2 separate regions of the Mus musculus genome follow, and region 1 is linked to region 2. The links are chromatin loops, found by intact Hi-C in ENCODE. Cell type or tissue: heart. All regions are shown on one strand.

What was found. Peaks named below come from ENCODE experiments on the same cell type or tissue, not always from the same donor. Only the 100,000 strongest peaks of a DNase experiment are listed, where the experiment ranks them.
Region 1: a loop joins it to region 2, with 4 times the contacts of the local background. A loop is called at or near these places in 3 of 42 quality-filtered maps.

The regions. Positions count from the first base shown.
Region 1 is chr17:62,412,142-62,420,141 of GRCm38, forward strand. No RefSeq gene overlaps it. Among named protein-coding and RNA genes, the nearest start is that of Gm25800, 41 kb to the right of the region's middle. In heart, no CTCF peak of the experiment used is centred here; DNase peaks (open chromatin) are centred at 750 and 3,290.
Region 2 is chr17:62,162,875-62,170,874 of GRCm38, forward strand. No RefSeq gene overlaps it. Among named protein-coding and RNA genes, the nearest start is that of Gm52291, 110 kb to the left of the region's middle. In heart, no CTCF peak of the experiment used is centred here; no DNase peak of the experiment used is centred here.

The sequences.
Region 1 (8,000 bases), 250 kb after region 2:
TGTCTATGCTGTTGTGCCTAAGTCCTAAGGGAGAGGCAGAATCACCTCTTTATGTTTGAGTGCTTCTTGTTTAAAAAAATATTAATTTTTTTTTCAAATTAGGATGCATCTTTCTCTTATACTCCAGAACTTGTAGTCATAATTAACCCTTTTCTGCAGTTGATGGATTGCCACACATTTCCTCTAAGGTAGAATGATCATAATTAAATTTCCCTTCTTGGAAAGCTTAGTAATACGTGTCTTCTTATGCACTGCATCCTACTAGGATTAATTATGAAACACTCTATTGGGGGGGATCAGGAGTCATTGTTCGGTGGCTAGAGAGTTCTACTGTAGAGAAATAAAACAGCTCAGGAGACGGCAGTGGAACAATGCCAGTGAAGTTAATATTACTAAACTCTATGTTTAAAAGTGTTAAAATGCCTAAGTTTGTTCTATGCTTATGTGTCACAGTAGGAATTTAAACTTTACATGGTAAATAACTCTATCACTGTCAAAAAAAGAAAACAGGTCCTATCCAGTGTAAGCCAAAGATGACTTCATAGTCACGGCTGAGACTTGAGACAAGGCATTGTTTTACAGGTTCCTGGTTTGGGGCTGCCCAACTGCAACTTTCAGTCATGTTCCTTTTTCAATGTCCAAGTGGCAGTCCTCCAAAAGGAAGTTTACCTGCCATCAGGCATGCCGCCAGCCTTTCCAAAGCTCTTTCCTTCGGCCCTACGTCCAGATGAAGCTGCCCTGTCATCTATTTTAGCCTCTTCGTTGGAGGCACTTGGAGAACAGGGAATTTCTCATAGCAATCGCTTGATCCCCAGGGGCCCGTGCTATCTACAAGGAGGCTGAATCACAGGCTTCTGGGTTGAGAGACCTTGAACAACACTGTGACCTTCCCAACACCCGCACGGCCACTCACAAGACAAATTCGCAAATGCTGTAGGTGCTATTACACTTTAAATCTCTCTCTCAATTCCTTCCCTCGGGAACAGTTCCCTAAATAACACCGGCTCAGAGTCTAAATGGAACAACTTTGTTAAGACACTTTTTGCTCTCCCTGGCTTTTACTGAAGTAAAATCGGGAAGAATGTTCTTTGTTATAGTGATTTTCTTACAATATTTTAAATGTTACCTATGCTTTGAGGAGTTCATACACTTGTACACTAAGTTGTGGTCATAACTCCTCCCTCCTCACCCCTCATCCAAATCCTACCAATCACTGCCTACTTCACCTCTCAACTTCATACCCTCTTTTCATTTCTCCCCTGTGTAACCTACTGAGTCCAGTTATTGCTGCCTGTATGTGCATGGAAATAAGATAGTTTACTGGAACATAGACCACCTACAAGAGGACACAATGACTGCCAGAGGACAGAGAATTAGGTTTGGAAGGACATTGCTAACCATAAATTTCCATCTTGGGTTGGAGAGGTGGCTCAGCGGTTAAAAGCACTGACTGCTCTTCCTGAGGTCCTCAGTTCAATTCCCAGCAACCACATGGTGGCTCACAACCATCTATCTGTATTGGTATCTGATGACTTCTTCTGGTGTGTTTGAGGACAGGAACCTTCCCCACACACACATTCCCAAGCTCCCAGGGACTAAACCACCAACCAAAGAGTACACATGGAGGGGACCACGGCTCCAGCTGCATATGTAGCAGAGGAATGCCTTATCTGGCATTAATGGGAGGGGAGGCCCTTGGTCCTGTGGAGGCTCATGATCCAGCATAGGGAAATGTAGGGTGCTGAGGCAGGAGTAGATGGGTGTATGGGGGAGCACCCTCATAGAAGCATGGGAGAAGGGGCATTGGGTGTTTGTGGATAGGAAACTGGGAAGGGGAATAAATAAAATAACAAATAAAAACAATTTTTTAAACACAGATCTCCATTTCTTTCGTAGCAAAATAATTCATTTTTCTGAACTTCCTTCAGAAGATTTAAGTTCCTGTCTTTACATCAAAGGTATATAATCTTTAGGTATTTTTTTGTTTCAAAATACTTACATCTCTCCTGAGTTACAAAGGAAAGAGCACTCAGATTATTTTACAGAGTTTTGATTTCTCTCATTGCCAACCATGATACCATCATCTTCTCTACTGATTATTTTATTTATTTACATTTCAAATACTGCCCCCCTTCCTGGACTCCCCTCTGCAAACTGCCTTTCATCCACCCTCCCCTTTACTTCTAAAAGGGAACTCACCTACCTACCTACCCACCCCCACCTTAACCCTCTAGCATCCCCCTTCCCTGGGGCAATAAGCTTAAAGAAAACAAGTTCATAGTATGGATTCATACACATGGATTTACTGTGCCTTGAGGTTGTTTACCTTTATTGTCAATTTAGCTTTGTTGGTAATTCTTATTTATATTGATCTTAGTCAGTCTGATGGTCCAGATTTTACCATTACGGTTTCCTTGTAGCTAACACCAACTAATTATTCTGATCTGAAAGAAAATGGTGGTGGTGGTGGTGGTTACACATATTAATCCTACAAGCATGACAAGATGACTACAAAAAAAAATGCTGGTGCTTTTCAATATCTCAATTAAATATAGCTAACAAGACACATTGCCAGTAATTACCTACAAAGATGGATATTCTCAATATATGTGTCCCAATGTGTCCAATTGCTACTCAACATTTTAAAACCAGGTTGCTAAGCAAAGGTACTTTGAGTTTGTATCATACACTGAGATATTTCATAACTCTCATGGAACATCTATTTCATTAAGCATTCTTACTTCCCTTAAGTGAAAAAGGCTGTGCTGGAGTCGAAACCCTCCATTATGCAAGGAGTGTGAGAAGCACCCCACGGTTCCATCATATTAGAGAGAGTCAGCCATGTGCATCCAGCAGTGGGAAGACCATACCTCGGAGGCACAGAAGAGGAGCACAAAGCATGTGATCATCACTACCGTGATAATTTTAATAGTGGAAATACCTCAAAAAAAAAAAAAGAAAGAAAGAAAGAACTAGTGTTTTACAGCAGGCATATCCTGCAGTTCTACAGCCCGCAGTTTATACATAATCTCTGATATGTTCTGGGCTTCAAACATCCCTGATTAGGAACTGCAAACCCTCACTGCCAAGCAAGACTAACCAGATTCCTAAGCAATGATGAATCTGAGAGGAAGTGGGGAAGAGGGCATTCATGCCATGGTAAACCTGTTCTGTCCAGTCCCCCAAGGTGATGAAATGTGTGACTGTCACAGGACTCAGTAATACTGTTATAATTGGGATGTTCAGGGAATAGATGCCAGCTGCAGAAACAGTGTGTGCTTTGACAAGGAGTGTGTTGGAAGCCACTGCCAACCTGTGCCCGCTGCCAACTCCACTCAGCTACAAATAGAAATGATGGTGCACACAGGGCCTCTGCTCTGTCGCCGACTTCACCAACCACTGCCCCAGGACGAGAGAGGATCTGGAATTCTGAAGAGCCCATGGCAGTTTTAAAATCAGTGATGTACCACAGAGTCCAGCTATCCCACGATGTCCAGCACTCACCTGAACTGGCATATCCGAAAATCATATCAAACTGAGCCTTTATTCTTACCCCAGGCTTAGGTGAGCAAAATGTTTGAAAGCAAAACCTGGGATTCTACATTTTCAAAAAAAAAATTTCTACCCTGTCATTTCTTTTTCTTTTCTTTTTTTTTCCTTCTTTTTTAAAAATTAGATATTTTCTTTATTTACATTTCAAATTTTTCCCCTTTCCTGGTTTCCCTTCTGAAAATCCCCTATCCTCTACCCCCTCCCCTGCTCACCAACCCACCCACTCCTGTTCCTGGCTCTGGCATTCCCCTATACTGGGGCATAGAACCTTCACAGGACCAAGGGCCTCTCCTCCCATTGATGACTGACTAGGCCATCCTCTGCTACATATGCAGCTAGAGCCATGAGTCCCACCATGTGTTTTCTTTGGTTGGTGGTTTAGTCCCTGGGAGCTCTGGGGGGTACTGGTTAGTTCATGTTGTTGTTCCTCCTATGGGGCTGCAAAACCCTTCGGCTCCTTGGGTACTTTCTCTAGCTCCTTCATTGGGGACCCTGTGCTCCAGCCAATAAATGGCTGTGAGCATCCACTTCTGTACTTGTCAGGCACTGGTAGAGTACCCTGTCATTTCTTATGTGCATAGGTTTGAGAGCTAAAGTCAAGCAAATTAAGTAAAAAAAATATAATCCGTGTGTGTGTGTGTGTGTGTGTGTGTGTGTGTAGCAATTATATATATTTACTCTCTATATAAATATAAATATATATATATATATATATATATATACATATCTGCAATCTTTGTGGTGATGTGAGGAATAGTAAAAAGAATAAAAGTGACAGCAGTTGTTTAGGTTGTTTAGATAGGCTACTCACTAATGTATTTAATCTCCATAACAACACATAAGATACTATACTTAACAGTTTTACAGGCAAAATAAATTAAAACATGAGACATTTAGATGTCCTAAGAACTGAAAACAAATAAGTACTCGTGCTTAGAAGCAAGGATGTTCTGCCTGACAGTAGAGAGTGAGCCCAAACCTCTGTGCCCTGTACTTCTAGGTGTGGACTGTTCTATCCACCTATGCCATCGCACCATTGTGAAAGGACTACTTATGGCCTTTTTCTCCTGACTACCAGCTTTGCCAGATGATGATACAAATACACCCCTTGTTGACTCTTTCAGTATTGTGCCACCAATGTTCACTCTTCAACCAAATTTATTCTCTCCTGTTTTCCCATACATTGCTGGGTGACAGGAATAAACTATAGATAAAATAAATGTGTGGTTCCTGCCCTTGAGGGTAAGTGCTGGGCTATACGAGTCTATACTGGGTCACTACTATCTCTGACCAAAAGTAATGATCAGAGATGACCCCATTATCCATTGTCAACCCTTGGTAATAGAATACCCTGGTTCTTATTGCTTCCAAGTCTTTTGGCTAAAATGAAGTGTAGTGTCTGTGTCTAACAGTTTAGTAGAATATATTGACTGTATTAGTCTCTTAGTCTTTGCAAAACTCTGAGAATTTTAGCAAACACCATTTGTCCTTTGCTAATGGCATTAGCAAGGTCAAACGCCAAGCTCATAGAGGCCTGCGTTCACTCTGTCAGGAAAACAGTTGCAAAATAGAAAAGCCACTATGAACTGGCTTTCAGACAAACAAAATGTTTTGACAATTTTTCTAACAGTATAACCAAGTGGCTTCCGGCAGTTAAAACCCCAACTCTTACTCTATTTTTTGTTACAAATGAAAGATATATCTCCTTTTCAGATGTTTTCATCAGAAACCAAGGCTTGAATCTCATGAGCCCAGCCTAGGTGTAGGTGCTTCCCAGGCTAGAAAATAGGCCCTTGTGAAGAGTTTGGGACACAAAGTGCCTAGACTGGAATGAAGTTGGCTAGAGACACTTCCCTAGAGGAAGCACGGCGAGGCTAGTTCAGGCTGTTCAAGCAGAAAGCCTCCTAACGTGTCCTTTAAATCAAGAACAACAATCCTCAATGTAGCCTCACGCCTAGCCAAGGAGCAATGGCAGACTGTCTCTATTAGGTGTGTCTGAACATTTAACTTCTGAAGATGCAAGAACTCCAGACTCCCTGTGAGCACTGACACAGTGCAGAACGGCCACAGATGGCCACCCAGAGACAACCATACGACTGCATCGACTTCTGCAGCGAGCAATATGTGCTGGGAAGTATAGCCAAAGTCTCCATTCAAATGCTGGGAAGTATAGCCAAAGTCTCCATTCAAATGTTGCCCTGGAATCTCAGAGCTTATGCTGCTGCCAAAGGGCTTCCTGACGGGGGGGGGGGGGGGGGGGCGGTGAGGCTGAGAAGGTGGCTGTGGTTGAAAACTTCCTTTCCTTCCAGAACAAAGACATTAAGACCTCCACAGTATATGAGCAGTTCTCTCTCTCTCTCTCTCTCTCTCTCTCTCTCTCACACACACACACACACACACACACACACACACACACACACATCTGCATGGTCCTTTGAATATCCAAAGGTGTTTCCTCACAGTTTCAATGTTTCAATGTCCTACTTGGTTTTGTTTCTATACCCTCTGTACTTAACAGGTTAACAGAGTTTCCATCGTGTACAATGCCACTCAAGATACAATGTTTTCTATTATTATGTCCATCTACCAAAATACACATTTTGTAATCATTCCTTTGACATAGTTTGTTGTAGCAATGGACACAGTATAACCTTGGAAATCCAACAGGGTCAGTCTGTTCCTGAATTCACGGCTAGAGTTCCCATTATTGAAGTGGAAACAAACGCTGAAGAGAATAGGTGTCTTTTTAAATGTATGTCTTTGGGTGATCCAAAAATAAATAAATACATAAATAAATAAATAACCATACTTTTTTAACATTCATATAAAATTAACAGCCAGATGCTGCCTTGTAAGCCTAAGAGTTAACATTTCTGTGACATCAAGTATCTTTTCAATATTCGAGACACTATGAATAAATTTTCTTGTCTCCTCTATTATTTCTGGTACTGATCACTCAAGCAGCTAATGGCCCCAAACTATCGCTATTGTAACATTTTCTTCCCTTCAGCTTTTCCTTTAATTCATTTTTTAGAAATCTATTGACAGCTTAAATTTACAGTCTACCTGGCATGTTTACTCTGGTAGAATCATGATTTCTGCATTTGTCTTCATTTTATTCAAGAAATGAAATGCAGTGTGATTCTTTTTCTAATCTTTGCCACTTGTACAATGTCCTGTTAAATTAAGGAAAATATTAGGAAAGTTTTAAAATTATTTTACACCCAATGATGAGAAAATCCATCTATAATTTTCAATTAACTTTTAAAGAGTAAAACTAAGTCAAGATATTTCTACCTTTAATGTCCATAGGCATAAAATGACTGTCATAAAGCTAAGAACATTTGTTAAAGTCTCTTTGTATTTTAAACTGAAGTTGGGTGGATAATGTTTGAGTTCACATATTTATGTCAGGTTTACTGCAGTCATAATTGCAGATTTAATCAGCAGCACTGGAACTCTTTGTATCATGTCCTTTACACGTTATAATTATAATAGGCGAACTTTTCATCCAAAAGCAAAATAAGATACTGTTTTATTTATCCTTTAGAATTTCAGGACATTCCTTGGGTATCTGTTACTTTATATTCATCTCAAAGAATAAAATGCAAAATAACGACCCATATAATTTGTTTCTGGAGTACCGATGTGGCTCACAAAGTACTTCCACGTTAATTGGAGTCTGCTTATTCAGCATCTGATGCCAGCAGAGCCTTCTCGGGGTTCATTACATTGCTGTATGGGTTTTGAGAACATTGTTAAAATTGTACAAGTCAAGCCTTGTGCAACAGTGATAAAGACCATAGGAAAAAGAATGGGCCAGCATGGGATTGCGCCATTGAACAATGCATCCCTAGTCTGTCATGTCAATTAAGTCATTTTTAAAACAGGAAGAATTTGCTTGAAATTAAGTGGTTGTTATTCTTAACTGGCACTGCGTGTTCTGAACATGAAGCTCAAAGTGAGCAATTTCTCTTGATAGCTAAAAGGACAAGATCTTTCGCATCCATCACAAAAGGATGCTTGGTTGGTAGTGTAAGGAGAAAGTCTCAGGAAATCTAAAAGCTCTGAGGGAGTATTATTACATATTTCATTGTAGTAGTTTTTCTAGAGTTATTCCAAATTTGTATATATTTATTAGTTATCTCTTGCTGATTTTTACTTTTATTTTATGTGGTTTCTGGGTGTTTTCCTGCATTTGTTTCTTCACATCATTTGTATAAGGATCCCCTACACCTGGAGATGCAGACAGTCACAAACCACCATGTGGCTGCTGAAAAGCTGTCCATGCTGAAAGAACAGCCTGTGCTCTTAACTTCAGAGCCAGCTTTCGAACCCCATGCTCATTTAACAACAAATATTGTATTAATTCTTGGATAATTTTATCATACTTACACAGACTCCTTATCTTAACTCGTCCCAGACCCACCCTACCTCCCTATACCCAC
Region 2 (8,000 bases):
TCCAATTAGTACTCCTGATACACTCCTGGGTGTAGGGCCATCTAAGGGAGTGTGGTTTACCTATTTCAGTGGTAGGTCTACCTACTCCTATGAGCGTATATTGATTATATCCTTACAGGAAACTGACTATTCTCCCTCAAAAGTCATTAATTATCAACTGCCCCCCAGATAAGGAATCCCTACCTCCTCAGGGGTAGGGAATCATATGAGCAACTCCCAGTTCCATGATAGACTACTGACCAGCTTGATTTTGTGCCAGTCTTGTGCAAGCAACTACAGCTGCTGGACATTGATAAGCGCAGTGTTCCTGTCATGCCCAGAGGACACGGTTTTCTTCTGGTCATCCCTGATTCCGACTCTTACAATCTCTCTGTCAATTTCTCTGTCTAAACACTGCACCATGGAGCAGAGAGTGAATTCGATGTCACAATTGTGGCTTTAGCACTTATTTTCTTCACTATGGGCAGCTGTGAATTTCTTCATCAGTGACCTTCTTCTACATAAAGAAATGTCTCTGATGAGTTCTGAGAGTTGTACGCATCTGTGGAGAGAATGGGAATGCAGAGTGTAGTTGGAAAGTGTGATTGGCACTGTTTTTAAATTTTTACTTCATGGAAATGTTTATTTAAGGCAACAAAATAGACATTCATATCCAATGAGATGATAGATTTCATTCTTTACATTTATTCCATGATAGCTTTTACTACACTATGATCAATGATAATAAGACAACCCATCCTATTTCTTGTTTATAATGCTTATGAAAGAGATAGTACTTCTCCACCCATCCTGACACCATGGTGCCGAGGCAGCTACATACCTGTCTGAAGGATGGCAGATTAAACTGTACTGTTATGTCATAAAACAGCATGATCTCTTTGACATTTATCCTGATAGCATGGTCCAATATTCACCTAGATAATACTTTTTATCTACTTGAGGAAAAGAACTCAGTGTTTAAAATATCCTAATTTCAAAATGAATTTTACTTCAACCAGATACCTATGTGCATATAATTCAAGATATCAGTGAAGAAGTTAGTACTCAGGGGACGCTTTTTACCAAGTCTGAAAATGTAATACCTGCCACATCATTTCTCTTTCGACATGACCTAGTGGTGAATATCGCTTGTTCAATTTCTTTCTAGAAAGCAAACTTGTAAAAATGAAATTAACAGTAGCACACAATATTTCTGTATGTCAAGTACTTCTGATATTTTCAAAGAAGTTTCACAGACATTATTAGTATTATTCTATGTTTATGTAGAAACTGAGGCACAGAACCATTGAGTAAATCTGGGGAAAAAAACGAATAGATAAGTGGTGGAGACATGAGCCAAACACATACCCTGGTTCCAGAAACCAAAATATATGACGAATATCTAGATGCAAGTTCTCCTAGCATGTTAATCCTCATTTCTTCTTGGATAAGTTGATGATAAAGGAGGGAGTAGTTTAAGAGAAATATTCTTACCACCTAGAGAGCAGGAAGAAAATCAGAAGCATAGGATTAAGACACCATGAATATCATTGAGCCCTCATCTTAGAAATATTAAATACCATATGACTCCCAAAAATTTGTTTATTGGTCTCTGCATTTTGTCTGTGTAAAAGCTAGTTTTTATTATCTGTGACACGTACATCATTATAATGTTCATAAAGTTTCATATGTTTCTGATGTTTATGTTGGGTCAGCTATGTTGCTTATTAACTGTTGTTTGCAATGCTGCCCTATTTAGCACAAGCTGCTAAGTTTCTACAATGTGCTATTCACAGATTCTTTTTTGAATCCTCAATAGATGATAAATGTTAAAAATGATCAGTTTAAATACCACCTTCTGTTGCACTCCCCCCAACACCTCCTACAGATTTGGTTCATTGCAATTTTCTTCCTATGATTTATTTATACTCTAGAAGCTAGTTCGAAATCCATATGATTACTTTCACACCTACCTTAAATTGCAGTCAACTTAATAATTCACACTTTTAAATGATGGTATCATTTTTTTTCAAACAGGTCAACTTATTCTATCTCTATTGCACTTATTGGCATATCTTTTCAATAAGAAAAAGAATTGACAAGAATATTTGGTCATTCAGTCAGTCATAATATCCACTAAATGTATATTATTTATATTAAAGAATATAACTAGAGGATTTTAAGGAAGGCTAGAAAATCACTTTTTAAATTATATTTAACTAAAGGTAATAATCGCAGAAAGGTAATCAGTACCTAGAATAAGCTGAGTACGTTTGAGGATATAACATACTCAACACCAGCATCTAATCACATGAAATAAGAAATCTGTTCTTAAAATATGATCCATCCCATAATCAGCCACCAAACCCAGACACTATTGCATATAGCAGCAAGATTTTGCTGAAGGACCCTGATATAACGGTCTCAAGTGAGGCTATGCCAGTGCCTGGCAAATACAGAAGTGGATGCTCAAGTCATCTATAAGATGGCTCACAGGGCCCCCAATGGAGGAGCTAGAGAAAGTACCCAAGGAGCTGAAGGGGTCTGCAACCCTATAGGTGGAACAACAATATGAACTAACCAGTACCCCCAGATTTTGTGTCTCTAGCTACATATGTAGCAGAAGATGGCCTAGCCGGCCATCATTGGGTAGAGAGGCCCCTTGGTCTTGCAAACTTTATATGCCCCAGTACAGGGGAATGCCAGGGCCAAGAAGTGGGAGTGGGTGGGTAGGGGAGCAGGGTGGGGGAAGGGTATAGGAAACTTTTGGGATAGCATTTGAAATATAAATAAAGAAAATATCTCATTAAAAAAAGAAAAAAAGTATGAATATAGATAGTAAACGAGAGAATGGTAAATTTACATAAAATGTGTGTTCAGACTAGGCTGAGATGGAAAACAATACCAATGAAATACTGTCTAGTCTAAAGATCAACAGACAGCTATCTGGGTAAATTTCAAATTTCTTGAAGGGGCTTCTTTAGATGAGTCATATCATGGCAGTAGTTTTTTTTTCTTCTTTTTTTTATGAGATATTTTCTTCATTTACATTTCAAATGCTATCCCCTTTCCTAGTTTTCTCTCAGAAATTCCCCTATACCCTCCCCATACCCTGCTCCCCAACCCACTCACTCCCACTTCCTGGCCCTGGCATTCCCCTGTACTGGGGCATAAAATCTTCACAAGACCTAGGGCCTCTTCTCCCATTGATGGTCAACTAGGCCATCTTCTGCTACATATGCAACTAGAGACACAAGCTCTGGGGGATACTGGTTAGTTCATATTGTTTTTCCACCTATAGGGTTGTAGACCCCTTCAGCTCCTTGGGTACTTTCTCTAGCTCCTCCATTGGGGGCCCTGTGTTCCATCCAATAGATGACTGTGAGCATTCACTTCTGTATTTGCCAGGCACTGGCATAGCCTCACAAGAGATAGCTATATCAGGGTCCTGTCAGCAAAATCTTGCTGGCATATGCAATAGTGCCTGGGTTTGGTGGTTGTTTATGGGATATCTCTGCAGGTGGGGCAGTCTCTGGATGATCCTTCCTTCTGCATGACAGTAGTTTTTAATACTCTATACTGCTTTATTTTTAAAATTGCAACTTATTTGTTAATTAACATATGTATTTATACATGTGTATGTCTGTACCTTATGTTTATACAAATTTGTGTGCCATGTGTGGAGAGCAGAGGACAACTTGCAGAAGTCATTTCTGCCCTTCCACTGTGAGGGCACCTGGGCATTAAGCTCAGACCTCCAGGCTAAGCGCATCTGCCTTTGCTTTACCACTGAACACCTCACCAGCTTTTTGACATTTTTTATGTACCTTTGAAAAACATTTTTTAAAGTATACCTTTTAGTAATACATCATTCTTTTCTTATTATTTGAATGCATTATTCAAGAGTGTTTGGGAAATAAAATATTTGCATAAATGAAGATGTTTTGCATAAATAAGAAAAAGTAAGCAATTAATTGTAGCCAAATAGATCTAAATCCCAATTCTAGCAGAATTTCCAGCATTAAATGTGTTTTTATAATACAGTTAGAAAATATTACTGTACATTCTAGACATGCAGAAAGGAATATTATGTAATTTTGAAAGTCAAACCACATAAGAAACAACGTGTGGGTTTTTTTTCCTTTAGAACAAACACCACTATCTATCATTGATATAATAACCTACATTTTTCTTCAAAGAACGTACCACTATTAGAGACAATAATGTTTCTTAAGTTATTTGCTTAGTGTCTTCCAGCCTCGAGCAAAGCATAGCATTTCAGAGCTTTCCAAATTATCTTAGAAACTCAGATTGAATAAAAAGTAAAATTGCTACATATCCAGCTGCCTTGTGTCAGTGTAGAGGACCTGCTTAATATGTGTGAGCACTGACCTCAACTCCAGGACTGCAAAACAGCAGTCACAAAAGGATGTGTGGCCCATTTCCACTAGGAACATAGACAACATTTTTGAAAAAAAAATATCAGTTGTCCTCTTTTTTTCTCTTTTACATATTTATTGTGAGTGAAATCTGACGTGTAACACTAAGAAAGAAACGGTTAAGAATGATGTAGTTCTGTGCTCACTCCACCTGGGACATTTTCTCAAAACTCTTCAGGTCCACATGGGTAACAACTCTCTATTTTCTACACAATACAAGAGTTTCAAGGATGGGAGAAAGTAAAATCAGAGAAGATACAGGCTCAGTCCTGCCCTCCAACCATGGTGGAAAACTATACTAAGAGCTGAGAACTAGAACTGACTGAATTTGCAAGGATTTTAATGAACAAAAGATAGGAAACACAGTGAGGGAGGGAAACAACAGAGCGAGCAGACAGCATTCATACCCTGTCTACTGGCAACTGTGAAACTGTGGATCTATCTGCTAAATAAAGACTACAGCTGTAACTTGAATAGTTTAACGTATCTTATATAAATCTATTGGATAACATTCAAACATTTAACAATTCTGTTAAATCATGAAAGATGAAATAAAACCGGGTGAGTGGTAAAATTAGTATACTAAGGAAAGAAGATATTTACTGATTTGAAAAGATATATTGCTCCAAAATAGAGAAAGAGGCAAGAACAATGCTGAAGAAATGGAAATACAGTGAAATTTATTAAATGTTTAACAGAACATGTTTGGTAAGGGTGGGGTGCTTTATTCCACAAGCCCTTGATAGGAAGTACTACAAGTTCTGGCATTCCAGTGGGGCAAAAGTTACCTGAAGCCACACCCCAGAAAGTGCTATGTTAGGCTAACAATGTATTAAAAATGATGCAGTTCAGACTTGTATCCGATAGTTGTATCTGGCACATAGTATGAACATATGAGTCATGGAATAAATATATTTTAAGTGCTTCAATTACTTCAGCATCAACATAAAATCATTGCCACAACAAACACTCTCCATACTTGTTATAAAGCAGCCACATAAAACTCACGCGTCTGTGCTTCCTTGGCATTAGAAAATAAGTCAACGCTAGAGCAGCAGCCTTTCAGCAGTGAACTCTCACAACATTATTAAAGAAAACACATACAAACTGTCTTATGTCTACAGCACACCCACTATGACTGGGTATTAGCATCGAATGTTATTTTATTTACTGAAAAATAAAATGGAAGCTTACAGAAATAAAGTGTGCTTTTACAGCATCCTTTTAGATCTACATATTTTTAGTCTGGCAGGTCAAGTCTCTCTAAGTGATGTTCATTTTTCAATTAGGCTAGCTATACATTGAGAACCTGTCCTCCTGATGTTAAGTCTACAAAACCTTTGCCTTAAAACTCCACATTTTGGAGGGTCAAACATTTCCATTGAGGCATAGTGACAAGTTTAAACATTTTTTTTTTAGCATGATAACACTATGTCCCAATTATTTTGATTCAAATTCTAGTGGATTCTGTAGTGCAGACATTTGCTTTAGTGGAAATGTCACTAGGTATGACTGAAGAAAGGAGATGTGAGTCGTACCTTGTGCAGCGTCTTTAAGGGAAACAATTTCAAATCGGCTCCCGTTAAGATAATGAGAAGCCACAACTCCATCTTTCTGTGGAAAATTACTATTAAACTAAAATGTTAAATTGACACTGAGAAGCATGAATGAAGACATTTGCTTAATTTGAGCAGATAATGAATTTTTAATATGAAATGTTTTGCCTACACATTATACAAAGTGTTACCTTATCTAAGTTTCTTTGATTAAATGGCAGCAGAGAGTATTGGAATTGGTTTCTGGCCAGTTCCATTACCATCCCTCAGAACATTAGGAAATGTATTAGATATATTCTCTGACCTTTTGAGCAACATATTGAATTCTAGAATGCAGCACAGTATGAGCAACAATAATATTCTTTTACATCATTTGAACTATATTGCATTTCATTTTTCTTTCATCCCGACGAATCCTTAGAAAACTGTACATGCTGTGCTTAAATGACAAGGAGAAAACATTTCTCTTGAAGATACAACTCTCACAAATCAGTCTCCCAAGTATCAGTCACAGAGGAGGGCCGACAGTTACGTGTAAGGGACAAAGTCACAAACAGATGTGTATGGGACTTTCCACAACTGGTTCACCACGTTTAGGATGCACAGGAAAACCATCAGATTCATCTTAAATATAAGACTGATTCAGAATGTACAGGGCATCAGATTTTCTGTTTTCTGGCAAATTTTCAATTGAAAATTGAAATGTTTTGGATGAACCAATTGTAATTTGAAAAGGGCCAATTTCAACCAACTATATTTATCCTGGGTGTAAGCAGCCTTCAAACAACAGAATAAACAGGGCTATATTTTTTATTTGCATCCTTGAGCTGACATGTTATTCATAACCACTATGAAAATTTTCACAAGCAGGTCATTCCCAGGGAAGGTCTCTATGAAACTTCTCACTCTCTCTCTCTCTCCTCTCTCTCCCCTCTCTCCTCTCTCTTCTCTCCTCTTCTCTCTCTCTCTCTCTCTGTCTCTCTCTCTCTCTCTCTCTCTCTCTCTCTCTCTCTCTCTCTCTTTCTCTCTCTCTCTGTGTTTAGGATATACACACTTTCTCAACTTAAGTGAAAAATAAATGCTAGGAGAATCACTGTTCATAAATACATGTTTACTGACTGCTGGGTGTAAGAATTGAAAATAGAAACACAAGACAAAAAGTTCAAAGGGAATCTGCTCTTGGATTCTTACAGACACTTACAGAACTACTCAAAGATGGTAGCCATAGCTAAGATACCTTTATACTCAGAGTTAATCTTAACGGGAAGCATGATGAAAAGAGTGGAGTACTAATGAGAAGATACACACAGAGGACACTGGACACCAACAGCAGAGAAAAGCTGACTTGGCTAAAGAGTAGAGTGCTTCCAAACATACATTTAAAAATATTTGTTAATCATTGTATCATGAGCCTTTTAGGGCATAGTCATTTCAGATACCCCATTAATTTTGCAACAATGCATTGGCAAAGAAAGATATTAAAAGGACTTCTTTGTGAACAGGCACTTATGATTTTTTAGATCTCTTCCATATGCCCAAAGTGAGACTTTGTTAAGCATATGAAAGTTCCCATGGTGAAACAAAATGGTATCCAAGATGGGTACAAAGATGGCCTTGCATTGACTTAGAAGAAGGCATGAGGCCATCACTCCCAGTGACAAAATTGAAGGCCACCAGTATACAGGTGGGTCTCTGTGGCCTGAGGGAAGTGTTTTCACATAAAAGAGGCCCCAAAAATATTGAAAAGAGGGAGTGAAGCCTGATGTTGTGTGTTCATGTAACTCAGTGGCATATTTGGGCATCTGATGATGGAATTCTGACAGACATAGAGACCCAGGGATAGTGTTTTTGTGTGTAGAAGACATAGATTGCTTAACATGGAAATGTGAACAAAGAGAGTTATTGTCTTGGTCTACAGTGAGAAGGATCACAGTGTCTGCAGCCATGACAGAGCAAGCCAGCACTCACAAACTGCCACTTCCCACTGTGCATCTCCAGAAACCAAACAGTTTCAATGTGCTTCTTA